Linked DNA regions of Homo sapiens: region 1 is linked to region 2. The links are chromatin loops, found by intact Hi-C in ENCODE. Cell type or tissue: dorsolateral prefrontal cortex. All regions are shown on one strand.

What was found. A loop is a pair of places that touch in the nucleus more often than their neighbours do. Peaks named below come from ENCODE experiments on the same cell type or tissue, not always from the same donor. Only the 100,000 strongest peaks of a DNase experiment are listed, where the experiment ranks them.
Region 1: it touches region 2 in a loop (12-fold over the local background); 58 of 110 quality-filtered maps call a loop at or near these places.

The regions. Positions count from the first base shown.
Region 1 is chr5:80,684,596-80,689,595 of GRCh38, forward strand. All of the region lies in intron 8 of MSH3 (mutS homolog 3), which reads left to right. Among named protein-coding and RNA genes, the nearest start is that of DHFR, 32 kb to the left of the region's middle. In dorsolateral prefrontal cortex, CTCF peaks have their summits at 2,359 (motif pointing right) and 2,566; no DNase peak of the experiment used is centred here.
Region 2 is chr5:81,192,525-81,197,524 of GRCh38, forward strand. The region is part of intron 18 of RASGRF2 (Ras protein specific guanine nucleotide releasing factor 2); the gene reads left to right. Among named protein-coding and RNA genes, the nearest start is that of CKMT2, 38 kb to the right of the region's middle. RefSeq lists enhancers at 1-65, 66-572. In dorsolateral prefrontal cortex, CTCF peaks have their summits at 2,713 (motif pointing left) and 2,919; a DNase peak (open chromatin) is centred at 2,677; H3K4me3 peaks cover 875 bases; H3K27ac peaks cover 1,585 bases.

The sequences.
Region 1 (5,000 bases), 510 kb before region 2:
ATGTAAGTTCATCTCATCTGCAAACAAGAATAATTAGACGTCCTCCTTTCCAATTTGGATGCCCTTTATTTCTTTGTCTTGTCTGATTGCCCTAGTTAGGACTATTATGTTGAATAGCAGTGGTGGTAGTGGGCATCATTATCGTACTTAGAGGAAAGGCTTGCAATATTTCTCAATTCAGTATGATAATAGCTGTGGGTCTGTTTTATATGTTGCTTTTGTTATGTTGAGGTATGTTCCTTCTATACCCAGTTGTTTGAGAGTTTTTATTATGAAGCGTTGTTGAATTTTATCAAATCCTTTTTCAGCATCAAATGAAATGATTATGTGTTTTTTTTTCTTCATTCTGTTAATATGATGTATCATAGTGACTGATTTGCATATGTTGAACCGTCTTTGCATCTCTGTGATAAATTCTACTTGGTCATGATAAATGATATTTTTAATGTGTTGTTGAATTCAGTTTGCTAGTATTTTGCTGAGGATTTTCGCATCAATATTCATCAAGAGATATTGGCCTCTAATTTTCTTTATTTGATATGAATTTGTCTCATTCTGGTATCAGGGTAATACTGGCCTCGTAGAATGAGTTTGGAAGTATTCTCCTTTTTTTTTTTTTTTTTTTTTTCCCAGAATAGTTTGAGGAAAATGGGTCTAGTTCTTTAAATGTTTGGTAGGATTCAGCAGTGAAGCTATTGGGTCCTGGGCTTTTCTTTGCTGGGAGACTTTATTATGGCTTCAATCTCGTTACTTGTTATTGGTCTGTTCAGGTTTTGGATTTCTTCGTGGTTCAATCTTGGTGGATTGTGTGTGTTTAGGAATTTATCCATTTCTTCTAGATTTTCGGATTTATTGGCATATGGTTGCTCATAGTAACCACTAATGATCCTTTGAATTCCTGTAGTATCAGTAGTAATGTCTTCTTTCTCATCTCTAATTTTGTTTATTTGGGGTTTCTCTCTTTTTTCACAGTCTGGGAAAGTCTTACCAATTTTATCTTTTCAAAAAACTAACTTTTGGTTTGTTGATCTTTTGTATTTTCTTTGTTTCAGTTTCATTTATTTCTGCTCTGATTTTTATTTTTATTTTATATTAATTTTGGGTTTGGTTTGCTCTTGCTTTTCTAGTTCTTCAAGGTTTATCATTTGGTTATTTATTTGAAATGTTTCCTCTTTTTTCATGTAGGTGCTTTTAGCTATAAACTTCCCTCTTAGTACAGCCGTCACTGTATCACATAGGTTTTGGTATGTGTTTTCATTATCATTTGTTTCAAGAAATTTTTAAATTTCCTTGTTGATCTCTTCATTGACCCACTGGCCATTCAGGAGCATATTGTTTAATTTCCATGTGTTTGTATAGTTTCCAAAATTATTCTTGTTTTCGATTTCTAGTTTTATTTCATTGTGGTCAGAGAAGATTCTTGATATTATTTCAGTTTTTTGAATGTTTTAAGACTTGTTTTGTGACCTAACATATGATCTAATCTCGAGAATGTTTAGATCATTCATGCTATAATGATCAGATCCTCTACATGCTGAGGAAAAGAAAGTGTATTCTGCAACCATTGAATGAAATGTTCTCTAAATATCTATTAGGATCATTTGGTCTGTAGTAAAGATTAAGTCTGACGTTTCTTTATTGATTTTCTGTCTGGAAGATCTGTCCAATGATGAAAGTGGGGTGTTGAAGTATCCAGCTGCTATTTTTTTTCTCTCTCTTTTTTTTGAGACAGAGTCTTGCTCTGTCACCCAGGGGGCAGTGCAGTGGCATGATCTCAGTACACTGCAACCTCTGCCTCCCGGGTTTAAGCGATTCTCGTGCCTCAGCCTCCCGAGTAGCTGGGATTACAGGCGTGCACCACCACGCCTGGCTAATTTTTTTTGTATTTTAGTAGAGACAGGATACGGGGTTTCACCATGTTGTCCAGGCTGGTCTCGAACTCCTGACCTCAAGTGATCCGCCTGCCTCAGGCATGTATATTTACAATTATCGTATCCTTTTGCTGAATTGACCCCTTTGTCATTATATAATGACCTTCTTTGTTTCCATATTTACAACCAGTAAACAATACAGTATTAAATTTGCAAGTACAAAATTTGTTTTGTTTTTGGTGATATCTTCTTGTCTGTTTTAAACACTGGTAAGTAGTTTCTTGTATCTCAGACTAAGTACCCCATTTTTTTCTTATGCTATATACCTAAAGGTAAAAACAGCAGTTTTTGTCAGTTACTGGTTAATAATATTTTATTAATTTTGAAGACATAATATGTTAAAGCTGTGTGAGGAAAGGCAAAAGAATGGCTTGGAATTGTGGAGTGTCTATCTTAAAATATTAGGGTTTTTGGTATTCTTAACTTTAACCACAAGAGGTCTCCAAAGGATTTGATATTTTGTGAATTACTGTTTAATGGTTACTAAAATCTTCACATTTCTTTTTATATCTGAAAGTACAGGTTTATTTACTTTGTATCATATTGTGACTTAGAACAAATATTAGAGATGATAGTAATCTAAAATTATTACTCCTAAATAATGATACACTATCAATTTTTCTTAGATTATTTATTTTTATTTATGTAAAGTATGTTTGTAAGATTTCAGCCTGTGTCTTAGGGAATCAGTCTTACTATCTTGTTACACTTTCTTTTGTTGTAAAAATGTAGAGAAAGAAACAAATGGAAAGCAATAGTCTCGAGCCCTTTATCAATTGCAGTTAAGGTTGCTTTAGCTTAGAAATGTTGTATGTTTATAGAAATGGTTGAGAGGAAAGCTTTAGAAAGCGATAAACAAATAATATTTACTAGTTCTCAAGGAAACTGACTTTTCAGGTGAATCAGGTGAACATCACAAATGACACTCAATTTTGCGTTCAAAGAAATGAGAGCTTCCTGAGCACTGGCATAGCCAAGGAAGGCTGTATGAAGGAGGTGGGGTAGGCTGGTACATTTGCAGAATAGAAGGCTTTGAGTTGGTAATGGGGAGGGGGGAAGGGTATGTTGTGTGTGTATGGAAATGATATGAGGTCTGAGGCACACAGGCTGGAAATATTAGAGAAGTGTGAAGACAGAAGGGAGATTTCTCTGATTAGAGGGAACTTTCATGTTGAGAATTGAGAAAGAAAGGGTGAAGGCCTATGAAATCCAGCAAACTGGTATGGATTCCTGTAGAAGGCAGTAAGGTTTCTGGGAAAAGGAATGGCATGATAGAAGGGAAGAGATGAGTGTACTGCCTAGATGGGACAGTTGAATTTTAAAAATAAATATTTCCCTAAAGGAAAAAGCGGATACAGAGAAAAGAATCAGATCAAGGAGCTTAGAGAATGCCAATAGTTGGGAATAGGAGCAAGAATACAAACAGAAGGGGAGGAATTAAAGAGCTAGGTGGAGAACCAGGACAAGGTAGGGATGTGTAGTTATAATTTGTCACACGTGGTATAACCAATGATGTGAGCTAATTTTTTACATTATTGACTCTGTTATAGTTTACTGAAACTGTATGACATTCAGAAAGATACTTGGTTAAAAACTAGCCTTAGCTCATTGATATCATTTGAAAAAGACATGTGGAAGAATGTCCTGTGGTACCACAGTGACTTTAGCTATCTGACCTTTGAAATAAATGCTTGAACACATAAGTGCTTCCTCAAAGATAGATGTGTATGCTGCAGATTTAAAGAAAACATTGAAATCTTAATGTTGGGGAATAAGAATAACCTCTACTATGTTTACTTTCAGTGTTAGAAATACCTTATTATTATGTCTTTTTGGCCACAGAGAGCCTTACATCATCTGAGGTTTAACCAAAAGTATTATCTAACATGATTCTTTATGCGGAGGCATAGTACCACCTGAATGTCACTTATGGTGACACGTGTTTGAAATTACCATAGTAGCATTTTCATTTTGTGTTCATCTCTTATTAAATTAATTTATATAGTAGAAATCACTTATTACTTTATGTTATTGTACTTTGACTTTCAAGTTTTTAATGGAAAATATTTAGCAGAGTTTTGGTGCCAAAATGAAGTGATAACTGTGAGACTATATAATTATCAGAGGAATTGTTATGCAAATTAGGTATCTGTGTTATGACTGAAGTCCAACTTCTTTCTAATGTCATTTGAATTAAACATTAGTATAAAGGTTTCAATTTTTTTTTTTTTAAAGAATGAGAGTAAAAGAAACAACAGGTCTTACTCATTAATTTGGTTAAGAGGAAGTGCTTCACACATACGAAATGTTATTAAGTGGTCGGTACTTGATGGTACCAATTTCGTGATTGCAGTGTTACAGTTCTATCAAAGTTTAATAAGCTCAATTCTGTGGGTTCATATGAAGTCATTTCAATATAATTCTTAGATATTTAGAGCCAAGTAAATGTGGAATGGCATACCAAACAGTGGGTAGCATATAGATATGAATAACATGGTGCCTAAATTAGGTGGGAAGGTGGGACTGGGTAGAAAGAGGGCATTCCAGGAAGTGTGGTCACAGGATGAGAAAAGGGAATTGGGAACATCGAGTTGACTGGAGTGTTAGGAAAATATGGGTCAAGAGTAGCCTGCAACAGAATGTAGTGCAGAAGAGCTGTTCAGTGAGTATTTGCTGAATGATTATGTTTAAGGCCAGAGAGGAAGACTGGAGCTGTTTCATTGAGGATGCTGGCTGGGCACTAGTGGGAGGAGCTTATACTTTATTTAGATGTTTCTCAAATTTGGCCTACCAACCTTTTAATTTACTACTTTGTGTTAGAATTTTCTTATTTAAATTTGTTAAATTATAATTTTAAAATTTACAAAGTTAATACATGTTTGTTGTAAAAGTGAAAAAAGTCTATTTTAAAGGAAAAAATAATTCTTGCTAACCTCCTCACCCATTTCACTTAAATTAGTTTTATTATAATGTGACTTAAATATTTATAAACTGAAAACTTAGTGCTCTAGGTTTTATACCTATTTTAACAGGAATAAAGTCCAAGCAAAATTTGAGATTAAAGTAAAT
Region 2 (5,000 bases):
GCCCCAAGGTGGCGCCGACGCAGGCAGGCCAGCGGTGGTGGCCGGTGAGCAAGGCGAGCGGGTCCCCTGCAGAGGCTCTCATCCCAGGTTTTAGCCAGCACAATCTCCCCTGGAAGAGGGTTTCAATGTTAAAGTTTTGAATAAGGTCTCTTCTCCTCAGAAGAGTTGAAAACCACCTTGGTTTAGGAGGTTGTCTCTAGTTCATGAACATGAGGAATGCAAACCTGTGTACCCCAGACCTGTCAAGGCTGATTTGCATATATCATGATCATTCAGTGCCTTTGCCTCAGCTTCCCAGTTTACAAACTGGCCCGAGTCTAAACTAACTCTACACCACAATTTAAATTCTTCATCTTGTGTAGTCAAGACAGAAAACAGTAGTATGTTTTTCATTTTCTTGAAAATCATTAAATTAACCCCCCACCTCTTATTTCTGAGCTCAACACATCCTGAGTCCTTCTTTATAAGCTCTTTGTTCCAGATTTTAAAATTATTTGTGTGATTTTAATCCACTCTGCAGTATTTTCACTTTCCTTTTAAAACCTCTGGCCACTGTTAGGAATATACTGTACTTATTACACTGAGAAAATTACTCTCATAATTCTCTTTAGCCTCAAACTGTGTTTATAGAATCAGATTTTCCCAATGTCCTAGAGTTCCCTTGGCCATGTATAGTAAATTACTAATTACTACCCTGCTCTCCTGAAAGAATGAATATCATTTCTAAAATGCCTAAGCTATCAACAGGGATTCGTTTTAAAGTGCTAGAAAATCTGATTTATTGCTTTGCAGATGATTTTTCTGGTGTATGATCTAGCCTCATTAATGCAAACTAGTTTATTCAGACTGGAAACCACAGTTTCCAGATCCCCGTCTCAAATGGTCATCAGTGAAGGGAGATAGTTCCAGGCTCTGCAACTGTTTGACATTTCAGCCTTCCCTTCCCCAAGCCAGCAGCCACTAAGTCACTGATAGCTGCTTTTTTCTTTTTTTCTTTTTCTTTTTTTTTGAGATGGAGTCTCACTCTGTCACCCAGGCTGGAGTGCAATGGCACGATCTCGGCTCACTGCAACCTCTGCCTCCTGAGTTCAAGTGCTTTTCCTGCCTCAGCCTCCTGCGTAGCTGGGATTACAGGCGCCCACCACCATGCCCAGCTAATTTTCGTATTTTTTAATAGAGATGGGGTTTCACCATGTTGGTCAGGCTGGTCTTGAACTCCTGACCTCAGGTAGATTCACCCGCCTCAGCCTCCCGTAGTGCTGGGATTACTGGCATGAGCTACCGTGCCCAGCTCGATAGTTGCTTTATCTCAAGAGGTTGAGTGGTTAGAAAAGCAGTTTAAAAACTCAGGCTTTAGCCAAGAGTTTAGCCTGGATCTAAGTCATGGGCCTGCCACTTGCTAACTGTCTGACCTTGGATAAGATACCTAGATTTTCTGTACCTGGACTTCCCCATATGCAAAATGGAAATCATGATAGTAAATATGTTGCAGTATTGCTATTGACGATTAAATGAGATAATAAAGTAGCTAAAATGTGGCCAGGTGTGGTGGATCACATCTGTAATCCCAGCATTTCGGGAGGCCAAGGCAGGTGGATTGCTTGAACCCAGGAGTTGGAGACCAGCCTGGGCAGCATAGAGAGAGCCCCATCTCTAAAAAAAAAAAAAAAAAATCTTAAAAATTAGCTGGGCATGGTAGCATGTGCCTGTAGTCCCAGCTACTTGGGAGGCCGAGGTGGCGGGAATCCCTTGAGCCCAGGAGGTCAAGACTGCAGTGAGCCATGATCACACCATTGCACTCCAGCCTGGGTGACAGAGTGAGACTCTGTCTCAAAAAAAAATTACCTAGCATGGGGCAACCTCTCACTGTCTTACTTACAATTACTTTAGGATTTTGTTTGTTTTTTGTTTTTTGTTCTTTTTTTTTTTAACTGATCCAGGTAAAATGCTAATTTTCCTAATTATTTATGAACATGTTGAGTAGAGTCAATACAATTTTGGTAAAATAGACTCATCTCACAATAGCATCTCTCCCTTGGAAGACTCTGGCATCATCGGTGGACAGTGTTTTGCTCCTAAGCGTGTGCTGGGTGCCACACTCCATCCCTTGACAGTTTTTGTCTTGTTCCTGGCCAGAACTACCCGCTTTTTGCAGGTGGTTTCTGGACCTCAGTTTCCAGGCCCAGCCTCTCCTAAGGGTCAGTAGGGCGTCCCCAAGGGGGGCCCCTTGCAGATGGACGCCCTCCTCAAGCCTCTCTTGGTTTCTTTTGTTAATGTTTCTTTCATGTGCAAACCCACCCAGAAGTCTGCTGCTCCGCCTCCACTGCAGAGCGTTGTTTGTTGAGTTACTCAGTAATTCTTTTTGAAGGAACAAGAGCTATGGGCTCCTTTTCAGAGAATGAAATATAAACGTCTTGCATTTTCTGAGTGCGCCACCTTTGAGAGCAGGGCGGTTTCTTCGTTCGAATCCTCTCTCTCCACATCCCTGCTTCAGGAATTGGAAAACAAAAACTAAATTAGACGCTGTTGCTTTGATAACTTCAATAAGTACCTCGGGGTCTCTTGGGTGCCATGGATTCGCTCTCCTGGCGCATGAGGCTTCGTGCGGCTTCGTGTCATAAACATGGGCAGGCGACATCCCTCCTCCAGGCCTGCGGGCTCCACCCAGGGGCCCGCGCCAGAGCCAATGCTGACCCGGGAGCGCCATCTTGTGGGCGCCTCGATTGCTGCCTCCGAGAAGGCGCTCGGGTACGTCTTATTCCACCGTTTCAGGACTTGGGGAAATGTAGCCAATAATTACATGCCGGACAATTACAACATAGCTGTCAGCCAGACATTAGGAATCACTTATCTCTGGATTTAAATAGGGCAAATGTCTTTTTGCTGCTTTAGATTTCTTTCTATTGAGGAGCAGCTACTGTATTTTCAACAGGGACTTTTGAATGACCAATTCTGTATTTTACATGCATTTGTAAAAAATAAAATCATTCTAGGTAGTACATCAGAAGATCTAGATTTCTTTTACTTCTTGAGATTTTTTTTTTGTGACCTTTTTTTTTTTTTTGATAGATAAACAAAGGTAATGTAAGGTCTTGCTACTCAAAAGGTGGACCCCGGGCCAGCAGCATCAGCATCACCCGGGAGCTTGTTGGAAATGCAGAATCCTTATCTCTGTTCCAGATCCCCTGAATCAGAATCTAATTTTAGCCACAACCCCTAGTGAGCCCTGTGCACATGACAGTTTGAGAAGGGCAAGTATAAAGGACTACGAAGGAGTCAGAAGGACTGGTGTTCTTGTCCCAGCCCCTCCATTTCCCCATGCTTCTCATCTCAGCCCATGTGATCACCTCTCTTCAGCCTGTGTGGCCGATATGTGACGGGAGACCATGAGATTATGGTTCCTGACTTGTCTGATGCTGGGTCAGCTAAGGAAGGATTAAAATTTTATACACGGCCGGGCACCGTGGCTCACGCGTGTAACTGCAGCACTTTGGGAGGCCAAGAAGGGCAGATCATTTGAAGTCAGGAGTTCGAGACCAGCCTGGCCAACATGGCGAAACCCCATCTCTACAAAAAATACAAAAATTAGCTGGGCGTGGTGGTGTGCACCTGTAGTCACAGCTGCTCGGGAGGCTGAGGTGTGAGAATCCATTGAACCTGGGAGGCAGAGGCTACAGTGAGCCCAGATTGTGCCACACTCCAGCCTGGGCAATAGAGTGAAACTCTGTCTCAAAAACAAACAAATAACAACAAAAAATTATATACTAAAGGTCACTTTGTACATTGTAAAAACCTGTGCAAATGTAAGTGAAAATTATGGATGGCAAAAATTCTTCCATTTCATACTCCACTATCAGAGATTCTGCTTTGCATTATATCAGAGTCTGATTTATATCATCAGCAGCAAAGCAACTATTCAACTGCGACCATTTGTCATGCTTCAAATAGTGTCTTGGCAGATTTCATTAAGTCCTTCAAAGGTCCCTCTCAGACCAGTCTTCCCAGAGTTCAAAATAATAAAATTACATTATGCTTTTCTTAACAAGACCTTTCCCACATTTGCCATCCTGGGGCCCCAGAAGCGTCCCCCACCCCACTCCCCCCTCCCCCGTTGAGCCCAGTATGGGGCACAGTAGGTACTCACTAATGCCGGTTGATCAAACCACTAATTGACCCTCAGCACGGTCTAAACAGTAACCTGATATCCTTCACACTAATCGTGCATTTATGATAATCAGATTATTTGTATCATTAGAGACCTGACATAGCTACATGAGGACTCAGTTGTCTCACTAATATATGTGAAATATTCATTAAGGAAATAAAGTCCTGATGGCTGAGAATGTAGTGCACAAAGATTGATGAAAGTGAGAGCATTAACCGTTTACAAACATCCCTTTACCTTGAAATGAGGGAGAGAGTGGAACCAAAGGAAAGAACACTGGCAAACTATTACTCTCTTCTCTTTATGTACATTTTAAAAAACTAATAGCAAAAAGGTGTTTGGCAATAAATAGGTGAAATTTTAGGAAAACATCATCTGAAGCCTTAATATTGATGAGATATTGACATCTATGTTGCTCCTGGGCCCCAGTGGCTCTTGTTTCTGAAGAATTGGGACTATGGTCAAACAGTGAAAAGTAAAATATTGGCCGGGCGCGGTGGCTCACGCCTGTAATCCCAGCACTTTGGGAGGCCGAGGCGGGTGGATCATGAGGTCAGGAGATCGAGACCATCCTGGCTAACAAGGTGAAACCCCGTCTCTACTAAAAATACAAAAAATTAGCCGGGCGCGGTGGCGGGCGCCTGTAGTCCCAGCTACTCGGGAGGCTGAGGCAGGAGAATGGCGTGAACCCGGGAAGCGGAGCTTGCAGTGAGCCGAGATTGCGCCACTGCAGTCCGCAATCCGGCCTGGGCGACAGAGCGAGACTCCGTCTCAAAAAAAAAAAAAAAAAAAAAAAAAGTAAAATATTGGGAATAACTTATTACACCATCTGCCA